Regions from separate parts of the Homo sapiens genome. Here all the other regions are linked to region 2. The links are chromatin contacts, found by Hi-C or POLR2A ChIA-PET in ENCODE. All regions are on one chromosome and are shown on one strand. The core of a region is the stretch at or near the end of the contact, and the rest is flanking DNA. Distances in the headings are between cores, read along the strand shown. Region 1 holds the start of THADA (THADA armadillo repeat containing). Region 2 holds the start of SRSF7 (serine and arginine rich splicing factor 7). Region 3 has its middle 54 kb from the start of PKDCC.

What was found. A loop is a pair of places that touch in the nucleus more often than their neighbours do. ChIA-PET counts read pairs that join two places held with the same protein, here RNA polymerase II (POLR2A). Pooled maps may share reads with other maps.
Region 1: a map of B cell shows a loop between it and region 2 (33-fold over the local background). The contact joins the promoter of THADA here to the promoter of SRSF7 in region 2. A Hi-C loop is called at or near these places in 1 of 168 maps with a recorded cell type or tissue (B cell) and 6 of 50 pooled maps. POLR2A ChIA-PET finds 5 or more read pairs at or near these places in 1 of 52 experiments (T-cell).
Region 3: a pooled map shows a loop between it and region 2 (8-fold over the local background). The contact joins the enhancer-like site here to the promoter of SRSF7 in region 2. A Hi-C loop is called at or near these places in 6 of 50 pooled maps. POLR2A ChIA-PET finds 5 or more read pairs at or near these places in 2 of 52 experiments (CD4-positive, alpha-beta T cell and activated B cell).

The regions. Positions count from the first base shown.
Region 1 is chr2:43,594,448-43,597,396 of GRCh38, reverse strand. THADA (THADA armadillo repeat containing) reads left to right here and starts at 1,359. Exons shown (of 38, transcript NM_022065.5): 1 at 1,359-1,466.
Region 2 is chr2:38,749,665-38,752,808 of GRCh38, reverse strand. It overlaps SRSF7 (serine and arginine rich splicing factor 7), which reads left to right and starts at 1,448. Exons shown (of 8, transcript NM_001031684.3): 1 at 1,448-1,580; 2 at 2,615-2,795; 3 at 3,104-3,144. The coding sequence starts at 1,553. RefSeq lists an enhancer at 944-1,003 and silencers at 1,864-1,963, 2,174-2,363.
Region 3 is chr2:42,100,526-42,103,927 of GRCh38, reverse strand. No RefSeq gene overlaps it. Among named protein-coding and RNA genes, the nearest start is that of PKDCC, 54 kb to the right of the region's middle. RefSeq lists enhancers at 1,354-1,873, 1,798-2,625, 2,844-2,923 and a silencer at 2,284-2,663. Within about 2 kb of position 1,492, at least 34 of the 41 ENCODE cell types and tissues checked have a DNase peak (open chromatin) inside an H3K27ac peak, as active enhancers do; they include CD4-positive, alpha-beta T cell, where a contact is called at or near this core.

The DNA of each region.
Region 1 (2,949 bases), core at 110-2,609, 4.8 Mb before region 2:
TGGAGAACCGTCTGCACACACTCACCAGCTGACATGCACAACATAGTTCACAGCAGCAATGTTTAGAACAAAAACTGGAAATAATGCACATGTTAAGAGGCAGCAGGATGGATACATAATGAAGTATATTAAACAATGGAAAATTACGGTCCGGGCGCCATGGCTCACGCCTGTAATCCCAGCACTTTTGGAGACCGAGGCGGGCGAATCACGAGGTCAGGAGTTCAAGACCAGCATGAGCAACATGGTGAAACCCCGTCTCCACTAAAAAATACAAAAATTAGCTGAGCGTGGTGGCGCGCGCCTGTAATCCCGGTTACTTAGGAGGCTGAGGCAGGAGAATCACTTGAACCCGGGAGGCAGAGTTTGCAGTGAGCCGAGATCGCGCCACTGCACTCCAGCCTGGGCGAAGAGCACTACAGCCACCTGTAGGTGAATATGAAAAGCAATGCTGAAAGAAGCAAATTGCTGGAGAATACATACGCAATTCCAAAAGCTTCAAAATTGAACGAAACAAGATAGTGATACATACATTATGTGGTAAAGCTATAAAGAAAACCAAGGCAAGCTGATATAAAAAATTCAGAAAATAATTATTAAAAACTTAAGTCATTAACGTTTAGAGAACTGAAATGTCTCTATTTTCCAAATTAATACTCCTGATAATAGCATCAGGTCTTTCCTGATCTTGCCCACTGTCGCAGCTCCCAGTGACACCCCGTTATTGTATTTATTTTTCAAGGACTGAACCATCTGACAATTTGTATGTGCTGCGTAATACATGTATCCTCAGTAGGGGATAGCTTTCAAGGCTAGCGCTTGGCGACGCTCTGACAGTAGAGTTCATTATCTATTGAATGAATATATGCGCTTTGGCACACGTTGGTTCAGCACTACTCATTTTAGTCCGAATCCTTCTCGTGGCTTCCGTTCAGTCGCCGCCCAAACCCCTGCCCCATCTCGCAGGCTCTAAACTCCCTGGACTCGTTCCCGAGTCCCAGACGTAGTTTTCTCCTAGACTCTGCACTGGGCCAACAGAGTGGGAGAAAGGTGGAAGGTCTGGATTGGGAGAAAAGCGCTTCCCAGGCGTCCAAGCATGTGAAGAGAATGAGGTCTTTTCATTCAACAAGAGACCGTTGAATGAAGGCCCCTCAGCAACAAGGCCCGTCAGCCCTAACGCCATGAGGAACGCGCGGCGCTGACGGTACAGTGGCTGGTTAACTAAACCGGATTGCTACCGGCCACCCCGGTGACGTCACGACCTCCTCGAACTCCTGATTGGAGGAGCTGCGTTTGGTCAATTCTCGCGATGACTCCTCCAGGTTACCCCTCTCTCCCTCCCTTTGCCCTGACCCGGTAGTCGACCGTGGACCGCGCTGCGAGCCTCGGAGACGCCGTAGAAGGAGACCTGCTTCCGGGACTGGACCAGGCGCCTGCGACTCTTCTCAGACGCCGACGTGCACGAGGTTTGGCTCCCAGGTGTCCTGCCTGCCAGACCCGCGGTAGCTCGGCTCGGCCAGTTTTGCTAGGGCTGCCTGGCGAGCCACACCAATTCCCATCCTTTGGTATCGCCAGGATTCGGCGGCTGTGAAACTGATTTCCGGTCGCTAAGGTCTCCATGGAGACAGCACTTTAACCACTTTCTCCCACTGTCATTCCTCGACTCCACGTGGTTCAGAAATCGCCCAGAGAATGTTTGTGGGAGTCAGCCAGGAAGGTGTAGAGTGAAGCAGCGTTCTAAAGGGAAGCAGTAAGTGGGACCTAGGAGGAGTGTAATTTACTGGGCACCTTCTGGCCTTGCGGTAGACACGGGATTTACCCCCTTGGGGACCCTGGTTCTTCAGGACACACGTTTAGGCATCATTTGAGCAGGCATAATTACCGAGTCTGCTTTTGTGTAGCCCTCAGAATTGCAAGAGCAAATCCTCCTGCAAACTTGCTTACCTTTCACCAGAGAATAGTCTCCCTAGTTAGGTTTCCCAGTCTCTTCTGGCTTTGTACGATGGTCACTTTCTTAGGAAGCGTGCCTCTATTCCTCTAGATCTGACTATCCCTTTACAAATTATTCTGTTGTCGACACTTTCCTAGCTGCGTCCATTTTTGGTTAAGTGGTTGCTCACCTGCCATTACTGTATGGATTTCTTACTTCCCAAACAGACCATAGGTTCTTAAGATGTAGAATGTCACTTAGATGTAGAATGCATTTTAGGTACCAGATAGTCCACCTTCCTGCCCTTAAAGACATATATCCCTTCTAGAACATCTCTGACAAATGTTTGTTAATTAATTTGTTTATTCGTGAAGTGTTTGTTAAACACCTACTATGTGCCAGGCACTGGTTTGGAAATTGAGACTTGAAACATGAACAAAATAGATTAAAGTTGCTGCCTTCATTCAGTTTGCTACTAGGTGAGACAGACAATATACAAATTTACAAGTTAGGGTAATTTCTGGTACTAGTAAGTGCTATGAAGAAAATTAACGGAAATGGTGTCTACGTGTGTTGTATTGGTGAGATTTTAGATAGAGTGGTCATGGAAGGCTTTTAGAAGGTAATGTTGCAGCAGAAACATGAATGGTGAGAAGGAGTCAGTCTTGCAAAGATGTGGAATGAACATTAAGGGGCAGAGATACTGAGAAGTGTAAAGCCTCTTAGGTGGGAATAAGAGCATCAGGAAGTACAAAGCTCTTGAGATGGTGAAGAGGAGATTGGTTTGAGATGAAGAGTGGAGGAAGGCAGGGTCAGATTATTTAGGGCCTTGAAGGGCAAAATCTCAAGTATTTATTTATTTATTTATTTATTTATTTATTTGAGATGGAGTTTCGCTCTTGTCTCCCAGGCTGGAGTGCAGTGGCACGATCTCGGCTCACTGCAACCTCTGCCTCCTGGGTTCAAGCCATTCTCCTGCCTCAGCCTCCGGAGTAGCTGGGGTTATAGGCGCCTGCCAC
Region 2 (3,144 bases), core at 199-2,698:
GGCGTGAGCCACTGCGCCTGGCCCCTATATAGTCTTTATAATTATTGTTTAATTCTTTTGAGAAGAACCTATAGATCTTTATAATTATTGTTTCTTTTGAGAAGAACCTTGTTAAGAAAAAAATCACCAAGACTAAGGGAGAACACATATACTCTACAGAGCTTCTATTTTCTTCTTAGAGATCTTCCTGAGAGAGATTAATTCTCTCCATAACTTAATCAACGTAAAAAATATGCATAAAATCATAGCATGACCTGGAAAGAATCCATGCTTTATTCACCAACTAGGCCTGCTTTCCCTGTACTCTCCATTCCACACCTATACTCACCAAATGAAGTTGCAAAAGACGAAAAAGATAAAAATGCAAATACCTAAATGTCTTTTTTTATGTACATTTCCAACTTTTGTGTATTCCAAGAATTTACGATGTAATGTCTATGTTTCTAGCAAAAAAGAACTTTTTCTCTATTTGTAGTTGGTGTCTAGAGCAATTCTAATGTAAAGAAGTTTTGCATTTATTTGGTACTGTTGAGTGGCTGAGCAGCAAGGCTGCTATTTCCACTGAGTGGAGATACACAAAGATGACTTAGGAGTCCCAGTCCTCAGGATCGGAGTATTGGTGGATCACACGTGTTACAAAGCAGAAAGCATTAGGAAAAGCAAATCAGTTACTTTGAGCTTCAGATGCAAATAATTTCCAAATTGTCACTGGCCAAAATGCTTTAAACATTCAGGGTTTTGTCACAATTTCAATATAAAGGGGGGAGGGGGGAGCGGGACCCCACAGCTCTATTCCTTTGTCTTTCAGACTCCAAGAACTCAGACCGTGGTGGTGCAAACTGGTGACTGGTTCAAAAGAAGTTGGAGGGGGCGTGTAGGACAGGAGGCTTTACCACCAGTCCCAGGGTGCGTCAAGGTCTATGGTGTAAAAACCACTACTCAGAATGGCGGGGTTCATGGACTTTTCACCATGGCCAAACCTTCGATTACCTCTGATGAGCCCCAAAGATCAGAGTAGCTGACTAGGCCAGGTCCCCCAGCAGAAGGGCGCGACGGCTGCAACATCAGCGGTTAAATTGTACAGCCTTTCATAGGCCGGTCTAATGCATCCGTACTAAGATTGTTAAGGCTGAGGGTCCCTAGCCTGGGGAAAAACGAAAGGAGGCAGAGGGTAGGGAGACGGGAAAGAAGACAAGGAGGGTGTAGAAAACGGGGAGAGGAGGGGGCGGGACAGCATGGGGAAGGCCTCAGGTTTACTGGAGAGATCGTGGCGTTCCCATAGAAACGTATCCCTCCGCCCATGACCCGCGTGTTAGTCTCTTCAGTTCCTTCCGCGTCGTTTCTTGGCTGTTTCCGCCCAGCTCCTTTGTGCCGCGCAGAACAACGAGATGACGCATGCGCAAAGCGCAGCGGCCGCATATATAAACGCGAACCCGGGCTCTTCCTCGTAGTGCCGCCGGGACTCTTGGCGGGTGAAGGTGTGTGTCAGCTTTTGCGTCACTCGAGCCCTGGGCGCTGCTTGCTAAAGAGCCGAGCACGCGGGTCTGTCATCATGTCGCGTTACGGGCGGTACGGAGGAGGTAAGAAGCTGGAGTCCGGTGAGGGACGTTGGTGTGGGTGTAGTGAGCACTGCGAGGCCGTAGGGTTGTCGCGGAGGTTGGGAGACGGTTATTCCGCGTGCGTAATGGCGGCTTAGGAGCACGCCAGACGAAGCCGGAGGCAGCGGAGGCGGGGTGCTGAAGGGAGACGGGATGGCGGGTGTACATCTCTGCCGAGTTCCGTACTCTTGGGCATTTTTGTGGCCCAATCCAGCCTAAAGCAGGGTTGAGATGACGGTTTTCGCGTTGCCTTTCTCGGAGCTGCCCGCCGGCCCCCCTCCCCCCCCGCCCTCGGCGGCGGCTGCCATTTTGCGCACATTGAGGACCGTGGTGGCGCATTTCCTCAGCGCTTTCCCGCCACTTCAGCGGACAGATCTGGCCGCAGCTGTAAGATCGTGGTTGTGTTTGAGATAGAACGAAATTGGCAGCTGTGAGCTGCATGTTCTCGTCAAACAATCGGTTAAATTGCGGAATGGGAATGGGGACGTAATCTGCGACTGGCGGCTGGGTTTTTTTTAGTTATTTCCAGCGCGGTTTATGGCTCTGGGGCGGGGAGCTGGAGTCTTGGGCGAGCCTGTGCCTGGGACGTTTGCCGCGGAGGACGAGAGCCGGCGCAGCCCTGCTCTCCTGGCCCGGCCCCTACCGAGGCCCTCCCGCCGCCGACGCCGCTGCCGCTGCGGGCCCGCGCGCTCCCGGTGCGCCCGGGGCTGCCGGGACTCATGGGTGGGGCCGGGCCAGGTTCCGCCCCACGCCTCGGTGTATCCTACCACGCGTTTCTGCTTGTGTTCGGGAGGGTCACCCCGCATTATTTAGAACGTTAAGAATTTTGTCAAAAGTCTAGTTTCTCAGGGATTTGCGGACTTTCACCAGTTTTACGACTAAGTTTTGTCTTGGATAGAGGGCATTAAATGTGCTTTACCCAATCTTGAGGATGGCCCGTTTTAAGGCAAATAAGTAATTGAAACTTGGGCCAGATTTTGCGTAACGTGCATTCTTCTATTTGCGTTTTTAAACAGAAACCAAGGTGTATGTTGGTAACCTGGGAACTGGCGCTGGCAAAGGAGAGTTAGAAAGGGCTTTCAGTTATTATGGTCCTTTAAGAACTGTATGGATTGCGAGAAATCCTCCAGGATTTGCCTTTGTGGAATTCGAAGATCCTAGAGATGCAGAAGATGCAGTACGAGGACTGGATGGAAAGTAAGTAAGATGTTATGAATCTTCTGTTCATTAAAATATACTGTGGCTAGATAATGAACTTAGTGCTAAATTTGGATTCTGAAGTCTGGAAGAGACCTTAAATAGCTGGTCATAGTGTTAAATGCTAAAGGCACACGAAGGTTAAAGAAGATAGCGGAGATGGAGTTAGGGCTTGGTAAAGACCGCCAAAGTTTGTTGGGGGGGAAGGAGTGGTTGGAAAGAGTGAGTGGTTGGAAAGAGTTCTTTTTAAATCTATAAGTCCTGAATATATTTTTAACTTTAGAATTTTGTTAATTTGCTTTTATTAGGGTGATTTGTGGCTCCCGAGTGAGGGTTGAACTATCGACAG
Region 3 (3,402 bases), core at 243-2,742, 3.4 Mb before region 2:
ATGCTTAGGTTCAACGAAGAATGGACAGTGTGTATTTCTACCTAGGCATAAAAATAGACAGTTTTCCCTGGGTCACTGGGTTTTCATTTCTGAAGGCTCCTGTGTCCCATAAAACTTTGATTCGGTAAATTTGCTATGCTTTTCTCTTGTTAATCAGTCTTTTGCTATAGCAATGACCCTTATGAAGGGTGAGGAAAGGTATCTCACATCTTTTCTACCCCGCCCCCCCCCCACAATAGGGATTTATTGAACTGCACCACACCAAGTCCCAGACCCAGGAGACTGGGCTCAGAAAGTCCCACTGAGTTCCTAGGTACCAGCCTTCTGGTAGAGCAGCTTTCTTTTCTAGTGTGGCTCTATCTCTTCTTTGCATATGCCTTCAGCTTCTTCTTTCCCCTCTTTTAGGTCTACTCTGCCTCCAGCCTGTGTTTTAATCACATAAAAAATGCTATTAAAAATGTAGAATCAAGGGCTGGACAGAGTGGCTCAAACCTGTAATCCCAGCATGTTTGGAGGCTGAGGTGGGCAGATCGCTTGAGCCCAGGAGTTCGAGACCAGCCTGGGCAACATAGTGAAACCCCGTCTCAAAAAAAAAAACAAAAACAAAAACAAACAAACAAACAAACACAAAATTAGCCAGGCGGGCATGGTGGCACAGCGCCTGTAGTCCCAACTACTAGGGAGGCTGAGATGGGAGGATCGCTTGAACCTGGGAGGTCAAAGCTGCAGTGAGCCATGATCACGCCACTGCACTCCAGCCTGGGTGACAGAGCAAGACTGTTTCAAAAAGAAAAAGTTTAGAATCAAATTTTAGATTGTAAACTCTGATTGAGGTTGTTGCCTTCCAACTATGCTTATTCATCTAGAAAGAGAAGTCAGCATTTCTTGAAGTCTGGTCGCAGTATGGGGTCCCTGAGAGAAGGCCTCTCTAAAAATACCAGGGGGAGGGAGGGAGAGGTATGCGATTGAGAGTTAGGGAGGTGGTTCCAGAGAAGAGGGCAAGCCCTCAGGTTGGGCCGCCAGAGGCTCCCAGGAGAAGAAAGAAAGGGAAGCCAGGCCTGCATCCTGGTGGAGCCCGCTCCTCCCACCGCGGGGAGATCCGCCCTCAGCGCTGTGGTGGCCGGAAGTGCTGGTCTAGGGCGGGTGGGGGCGAGGGGCTGCCTGGGAGGTCAGTCTCCCGGCTGGGCTGGGATATTTATAGCACCTGGGTTTCTGGGTCTGCCTCCACCTGGATTTATTTATGCGGCCTGTGGCTGTGGCGCCTGTGGAGAATGAGGCGGGGTGGGGTGGGGGGGGGCGCGGATCTCGCTGCAAGGGTCTAGTTCTTGGCCTTGGGACTCTAGCTGGACTGGAAACGACAAATCACAACCAGGGGCTGTCTGGGGGAACACAGGCAGAGCAGCACTTGGTGCTGCGCCTGCAAAGCCGCCGATGGTTGGGCCTGTTGAAACTCGGGGCTTTCCAGATTCACGCGGTGTCGCCTTTGCGGCCGCCGTGGGCGTGGGTTAGGCAGGTGTGGGCGACGGGGAAGCGATCCCCTCCCCCGCAAGTCACCCCGGGCTCCGGTTCTCACGCCTTCCTCCGCAGCTCCTGGGAAGAATTAAAGGCGGAACAATGTTCCGTCTCCGGAGGGATCTGTACTTGGAAAGAGAACTCAGAGAGCACGTGGTGGCCGGCCCCATCTGCAGACCCAAAACTAGAGAGTCCACGTTTGCGAACCCATCTGCACTTTCGACTTTCCCTGATCACTACGTGTCTGGCTGCTCTCAGACTGCGATGACATCATTTAAAAAAAATGTAAATAACTGTCCTTTGGGTCTTTCAAGAACCTAGTGATTGAGGAGAGGGCAACGGTGAATCTCGAGGAAGGCTGTGTCGTGGGACCTTCAGGCATTGTTTAATCTGTGCAGGGCGCAGTCTTGGGCAGGCCCCAGCCCTCTCCTCTGCCCACTCGCAAAGCCCGGCCTGCTTGCTCCACCGGCAACTGGGCTGGAGGAGAGGCGAGGGGCAGGGTGGGTGCTAAGATCCTGTGCGAAAAGCCAGGACCCTCGTGGTACCTAGGGAAATGAAAATCGCGTTGACAGTAGTCCAACGCTTTCCTTTTCTCATTCACCCCTCGGGCAGCACAACGAGACAGGCACTCCTGCCAACGTCCCCATTTCACAGATGGAGAAACTGAGGCTTAGGCAAAGCAATTTGCCCCAGGGTGACGGAGCAAGCGTCAACTTCAGTTTCCAGCTCGGACGCGAGGGGCCGTCGGGGGCGTTCCGGGGAGGGGGTGCCTGGGCCGGGGGCGGCCACGCGGGGCTGGGAGAGGTTCCAGCAGCGGCGCGTGGTGTAGCCGGCGTCCGGCGGGACTGCACGGGCCTGGAGCCGCTGGAAAGGCCGGTCTGGTGGCCCGGGACGAGGGGGCGGCCTTCCCGGAATCCCGAGCAGCACGGCGGAGCCGGGGCAGCTGCCAGGCGCGGCTGGGGACCGGCTCGCGCTGCGGTTGGCGGCGGGCAGGCCACATACCGCGCAGCGTGGAGGAAATGGCTGGGATTCCTCCTGCGGCGCCGCGCGGGCCTCGGGGAGGGCGGGGCTCCCCCAGTGTGTCGGGGCGGGGGCGGGGCGCGGCGGAGGGTGAGCGGGGATCCTGGCGCTGGCGGGGGCGCCCCGACCTGAGTCCTCGTCCCTGGAGCGCTCCCGCCACTTTGCCAGCATCTGGGCCTCCAGAGCCCCGTGAACCCTCGAGAAGGGGAGCACGTGAAGGGGCTCCCCGGCCACGCCCAGCCTCCTGCCCAGTCTCTGCCTCAGGCCTAAGGGTTCAAGAGGGGCCTGAGTCACCCACCTGCAGAGCGGCCCTGCAGCCCCTGCTGATCCGAATCAGGCCCTGCCTTCTGGGGTGGCGCACGACACGCGTGGGGCCCAGCGAAGAGGATGCTGAGGACCTGGACGCTGCTCCGGACAGTGAGGCCTCCGCAGGTCCCAGTTTCAGCTTTGGAAAGTCCTGGCCACTGACGTCCTCAGTGTTCTAGGCCCAGCCTCAGGCCTTTCTGCTGCAGGCATGGTGGGCCAGGCGGAGTCGGCTTCTAGGGGATGAGGCTTGCCCTGAGAGAGAGGCCGGCCCCTTGTGAGATTGTTGGCTGCATTGTGGTGGGTGAAGTTTAGAGGCAGAGCCGGGAGGGTGGCACTGAGGTCAGTCTTGACCTGGGCCTGAGTGAGGAGGCCGCTTTACACTATACTGGGGAGTGGAGGCATGAGAAGATGGAAAACCTGGGGGTTGGGTTAGCTTGAGAAAGCTCCCAGCTTCCCCCGGACACAAGCAAAAACATGATTTGGCTGGGGAAGTGGAAGAGGGGAAGGTGAATTGAGGGTCTTAGATTGGGTCCCCTATAACATCTGCTAGGAAGGTGGCCCCTG